2 separate regions of the Homo sapiens genome follow, and region 2 is linked to region 1. A link is a loop called in an ENCODE intact Hi-C map of the cell type or tissue named here. Cell type or tissue: GM12878. All regions are shown on one strand. Each heading gives the region's core, and the rest is flanking DNA. Links, peaks and the distances in the headings are about the cores only. Region 1 overlaps ADARB2 (adenosine deaminase RNA specific B2 (inactive)). Region 2 overlaps ADARB2 (adenosine deaminase RNA specific B2 (inactive)).

The links. A loop is a pair of places that touch in the nucleus more often than their neighbours do. Peaks named below come from ENCODE experiments on the same cell type or tissue, not always from the same donor. Only the 100,000 strongest peaks of a DNase experiment are listed, where the experiment ranks them.
Region 2: a loop joins it to region 1, with 2.3 times the contacts of the local background. A loop is called at or near these places in 2 of 110 quality-filtered maps.

Annotation. Positions count from the first base shown.
Region 1 is chr10:1,660,866-1,663,775 of GRCh38, forward strand. All of the region lies in intron 1 of ADARB2 (adenosine deaminase RNA specific B2 (inactive)), which reads right to left. Among named protein-coding and RNA genes, the nearest start is that of ADARB2, 75 kb to the right of the region's middle. RefSeq lists an enhancer at 1,782-2,281. In GM12878, for the core only: no CTCF peak of the experiment used is centred there; a DNase peak (open chromatin) is centred at 1,176; H3K27ac peaks cover 562 bases.
Region 2 is chr10:1,419,551-1,422,460 of GRCh38, forward strand. The region is part of intron 1 of ADARB2 (adenosine deaminase RNA specific B2 (inactive)); the gene reads right to left. Among named protein-coding and RNA genes, the nearest start is that of ADARB2-AS1, 110 kb to the right of the region's middle. In GM12878, for the core only: a CTCF peak has its summit at 1,500 (motif pointing right); a DNase peak (open chromatin) is centred at 1,501; H3K4me3 peaks cover 258 bases.

The sequences.
Region 1 (2,910 bases), core at 198-2,697:
AGTTCTCCTTGATTAAAAACCACCTAAATCCAGCCCCAAAACATCAGCCTAATGGCTAATGTCAGCATGACCAGAAACATTCCAACCCTGAGATAAACCCCCCCTCTGACCAGAAACATGCCAACCCTGAGATAACCTCGTCTCCAAACAGAGGCATTCCAACCCTGCAATAAACTTTCCCTCACACAGAAACATTCCGAGCCTGCGATAAGCTCCCCTCCCTAAACCCTTAAATACCCTTAGTCTGTAAGAGAGTGCTCCTGACCGAAATCAGCCAGAAGCCCCTCTCAGGTTTATTTTCCAAAATAAACCTGTCTTTGACTGTGAAGCCACTTTTCATGTTTCCTTTCTTCTTTCTTTAACTCTTACACATTCCCCAGGCCCTGTCCCCGTCGTCACTTTCTCTGGGTCATAATTGGGTACATTCCCAGTGGTTTTGTGTACCTTAGCTAGAGGGAGGGTGGGTTTCCACGGTTTCCTGAGTCACAGATGGCCTATGTCTCACAGGTTATCCCTTTCTTCCCCACCCAAACGTCCTCTCATCTCATCTCCCAATAGAGGAGAAAGAGAATTAGAAAGCTTCACTGCCTTGGGCCAGGTTTCTTTCCTTCATGGTCTTTATTTTACAGGATGCCTTGGAAGTTGTCTGTCTGAAGAGGCAGCTAGGGTTGGGGGAGGGCCCCGGCAAGCACCTAGAGTGCAGACAAGTTAAGCAGAGGGTGGGCTTTAGCCAGGGAAGCAGAGCCAGGGTGGGGAGTACAGAACCAGCCCAGAGCAGAGACAGAGGGAGGGCACCATGTGAGGGTCGGCATTCACCGAGCAGACAGGAACCAGCAGTCACACTGCCCAGGATCCTCTTCCAAACCTGCCTCAGATAATGTCACAATCACTCCCATTGCACAGACAGATACTTCAGGCACTGACTTTCACACACTTGCCCTAAATTTCCCAAGTGCAAAGGGACGGGGAGAATCAGGCACTCAAGTCTCTGGGCAGCTTCACCGTCTTCCCTCTACGGAACCGCACTGCTGCTGGGGAGGGAAAGGGGCTAGGAGCTATAAATCAGGCTGAAGAAAGGGAAATGCAGGCACTGAGGCAGCGGCAGACGCTCTGACAGATGAACCTGCACTGCAGCTGCTCCTCTCAGGGCATGTGCATTGAGCCCAGGAGTCCCCAGGGAGGTCCACACCCTAAGCCCGGGACCCAGACATGTTACTTTTCAGCGTTGAAGGTGCTTTAAGGATGTGGTTAAGGTTACTGACCCTGCAGTGGGAGGATGTCCCAGACTATTCTTGGAAGGGTTATTGGCCCAATCCAATAACCCTTCAAAGCAGAGAACTTTCTCCCACTAAAATCAGAGAGGTTTGGAGGTGAGGGGAGCCCGGTCCACGGGTTTGAGGAGGAATTCATCCAGGCAGCCTCCAGGAGCCCAGGCTGGCCCCAGCGGAGAGGAGATGGGCCTCCATCCTCGGCCTCAGGAACTGAATTCAGCCAGCGCCCTGATTGAACCGGGGCAGGGCCCTCGGAGCCCCCTGCAGAGCTTCCCCATGGACCCCTTCCCCCACCCAGAGCCTGACCTGCCTGCTCTTGGTTCCGGCCTTGCAAGGGTTTTTCAGAGGACTCAGTGCAGCCACGTGGGCCCAGACTTCTGACTCACGGAACCATGAGGTAACAAATGGCATGGTTTTATGCTGCTTAGTTTGTGGTAATTTTACCACAGCTATTAAAAACTAGAGCGAGTTTATTTCCTGTTCCAGAACTGTCAAATCTGGGTGAGGCTAGGGTCTGCAGTGAACTACGGCCCCTCGAAACCCATGGCTTCCAGCAGGCCAGAGACAGAGGACAGCAGGGAGGAGTCCGCAGGCTCCGGTTGCAACAATTCACATCATTTCCGCTCCTGCTGTGACCACGCCGGGTGCCCAGGGTGCTGGGCAGGAAGTTGGGGCGACGTCTCCCAGCAGTGCCCCTCTAGGGGAAGAAGCACTGGCTCCTGACGGGCAGCGGCCACCTCTGCTCTGGTTTCTACGGACCAGACATTTGTACACATGTGGCCTGGGAGCATCAGCAGAACGCCAGGGTGTGACCCAGAGAACTGCCAATCAACCAGACGCGGAACACGACATCACCAGGCAGACACAGGACAAAGCTAAATTTAAGTCCAGTGGATGTGATTAGCTGCAATGTTCAATTGAATTATTTGGTAAACTCAGTTAATAAATTTTATAAATTCAATATATTTTATAGTGTGCAATTAAAGTATTTTAAAAGTGATCAACTATTTTAGAGCAGTTTTCGGTTTACAGAAAAGTTGAGCAGAAAGTACAGAGACTTCCCATACATGCCGCCTCCTTGTACACAGTTTGTCCTACTATTAACATCTTGCATCCATGTGCGCATTGATTACGACTGATGAAGCAGTATTGATGCATTATTATTGGCTCTATTTACATCTGGGTTACTCTGCGTGGTGCGGCTCTGAGAATTGCGACAAGTGCATCTCCCCGCCGTGGCTGCTACAGAGCGCTGCTACAGAGCGCTGCCACTCCCGAAACGCCCTCCGTGCTCCGCCTGCTCATCCCTCCCTCCCCGCCACCCCTGGAAACCATGAATCTTTTTACTGTCCGCGTAGTTTCGCTCTTTTCAGAACATCATAGAGTTGAAATCACATAGTTTGTAACCTTTGCAGATGGGCTTCTTTCACTTAATAATGTGCATTTAAGCTTTCTCTATGTGTCTTCATGACTTGACAAATGAATTTTTTTTTTTTTCTTTGAGACAGAGTCTCGCTCTGTCACCCAGGCTAGAGTGCAGTGACGTGATCTCGGCTCACTGCAATCTCTGCCTCCTGGGTTCAAGTGATTCTTCTGCCTTAGCCTCCCAAGTATCTGGGACTACAGGCACATGCTACCA
Region 2 (2,910 bases), core at 171-2,670, 240 kb before region 1:
GCCTCACTGGGCGGAACCGGTACCCAGAGGGACGGTAAGCCCAGATGGTTGGTGCTGCAGTAAATTAAGCCTGATATAGAGATGTTTGTGGGTTTTATTAAAGTCTCATGATGTCTCTAAGCAGTTCTTGTTATATAACAGAATGAATTATATCGTCCAAGGTTATTGCTCAGATAACCTACTGGAAATGATAGTTTTCCTCCTTCATCACATGAATCTAAATGTTAACTAAGCGCTTGTTAGCTTTTCACATCACATCGGAGGGATTCGTTAGCTCTCACATCTCTGCATATGTGTTTTAAGAGTCTTTAGATAAAAGATGAATCAAAGTGATTCAGTTCTGTAAGTTTTGGACTAGAAATCAGAGTCTCTCTGGACATCATCCGAGTGTAAAATGTAGCACAAATTGCCTTTAAAAATTAATAATTTACCAAATCTATCAGCTATGCCCAGTCTGGCTTGAGAAGATAAGTAAAATAAATATTGTAAAGTCAATTTTTAATAATCTGTGGCATGAAATTTAAGCACAAGAGAAAACATTTAGCAATTAAGCAGGAACATTCGGTGCATGATTAAATGTGAATAATAATACATATTTAAAGGCCTCATAACTTACCTGCTAGCAGGAAATATTTAAAGTTCTAATCTACTACACAGCACAGCTCATGCCGTTTCTTTGTTTAATGAGCTCTTGCCTTGTGATTTTCATGTTTGAGCAGTTACTTTGTAAGTATTTTTACATGGACAGCTACGTGTAAGGCTGACAAAGAGTAGCACAGACAGATATGTGGTGGGGGATTGTCAGGCCAGCGCAGCCACGGAAAATAATATGATCAGATCCTTCATCATGCTGGTAACCAGTGGTTGGCTGTATTCATCTAATTATTGAGACAGCACATTCACATCCGAGGGATTTTATTATAAGAGGTTTATAAAATTTAGAGTTGAAGCTGATCTGTCTCTATCTACCAAATAGAAGCTGGACTCAGGACCATGGTTTTTCATGATGAAGAATCAAATCCTTGATAAATGATGGCAGGTCCTCATCTTCCAGAAAGAGGGAAAAAAAAAAAAAAAAAAGGCAGAGGAAAGGAAATAGCTCGGCTGAGAAACAGAGAGCGAGTGAGCACAGCGCTGACAGAGAGGGAGCCGCTGCCTGCCGCTGAGAACACAGGCTCTGCACCCAGGGCACAGAAGCAGGAGAAGATGTAATTCTCGAGGACCACATTGATTAACGCCCGCCCAGGGCTAGCCACAAATTAGAGCCCCGTCCTGAAAGAAGCAGTGCTATGTCTTGTAAGGCATGCTTCCAAAGGAGCTTGCATTGCACACACCCCGGAGCAAACCGGCAAGTAGAGAAGACGGACACTTCCCAATGAAAGCGAAATGTTCCTGCCTGCCCTGCGCCGCTCGGTTCTCCTTCCTCTCTCTGCTCTCACAGGGTGGTGTTACACCTCCACTGCTCTCCATCTAGTGTGTTTGTGCAACACTCGCCTCCAGGGGGAGCTCGAAGCTCTCCCGCCCTTCACCTCTGATCAGAGCACTGATGTGAGTCAGGTCCCCAGGATGGTGGGGGCACCGGCTGGAGGAGGGCGGGGGCTCCTTCAGACCTGCCTTGATTAACCCGGACCAAAGGGGCCCTCTGCACTGGAGCGTTACAGTCAAAGCACAGCCTGTGCACCTGCCCGTCGGTTCCATAGTGTTTGTCTGCTGCTTGGTTTGTGGGACAGGTGGCTGGTCAGGATCTGCAGGACCTAACCCCACCCACGCTCAGCTGTGAGGAGATTAAAGGGTCTCAGTGTCTCAGGGTCAGGTTCCAGGCTGGCTTCTTGCGATTTCACAGAAGTCACTAAATCTTTTTGGGTAACAATGGGCTTACTCCTAAAAGCAGTGGGAGGTTGGGGGTCAGGGAGCAATTTGAACTTATTCTTCTCTAGATTCTCTTTCATTACAGAGTCTTATTCACATTGAATAAATGTTTATTCATACCTACTGTGGGCCAGACACTATCCTGGGCCCTGGGACTATAGCAGTGAACAAAGTGGACAAAAATCCTGCCTTTATAAAATGCACATGCTGAGAGTTAAGACTCACGATGCTCAGATGGGGCTGCTGTTGTGGAAGTCAGGAGAGTCCACGCTGTTAGTGTTGACTGTTTGTTTTGTCCTTTCCATTGTAAGATTCACCCCATTGCCTCCTAAAGTGAACCCCAGGGCAGGGAACATGTTGACAGGGAGGTGGTCTAATCTAAATCCAGTTAGAACACTCGGAGAGCTCCTAGACTGAAACAGGGAGAAGGAAGCACATTTTGGATGATTGTATTTGTTCCTTGATGGGTCTGCTGAGGAAGAGCTATGTACCCATTGCATGTGCTATTTCCATCTCAGGTTATTTGAAGAGAATACAGAGGAGAAGCAGCCCCAGGTACCTACTCTAGTGGCAGAGTGGCAGGCTTGAGGTGCCTGCATCTGAAAGCTGCTGTGAGTTAGGGAAGCCCCCACCAAAAGGCCCAACAATGGGCAACATCCCCCATCAAAGCCATGGACATATCCCTGGCAACAGACTTGGCTCTTAACTTCCACGAGTTTTTAAGCCAAGGTTGGCAAGAGGAATAGAACGGGGACGTCAAGGTACATCAAAGGAAAGATTCAAAATATATGGAATCCATGAGGCCACATAGGATATTTCACAGCTTTATGCTTTTCTGATAAATCCTGGAAGACTTAATATAAGGTCAGGAGTTTTCAGTGCTCTGATTCGGTAAATTTATTTACAGAGACAGCTGTCCGAGGGTGGAATAAGGACTCGGGAGTGAGAGGGAGGCACTGTCAACACTTTCAGGCCAGACCAGCGGCTCACGCTTTGGAGACCGGGGCTGCAGGTGAGGGCACAGGTGGACCTCAACCCACC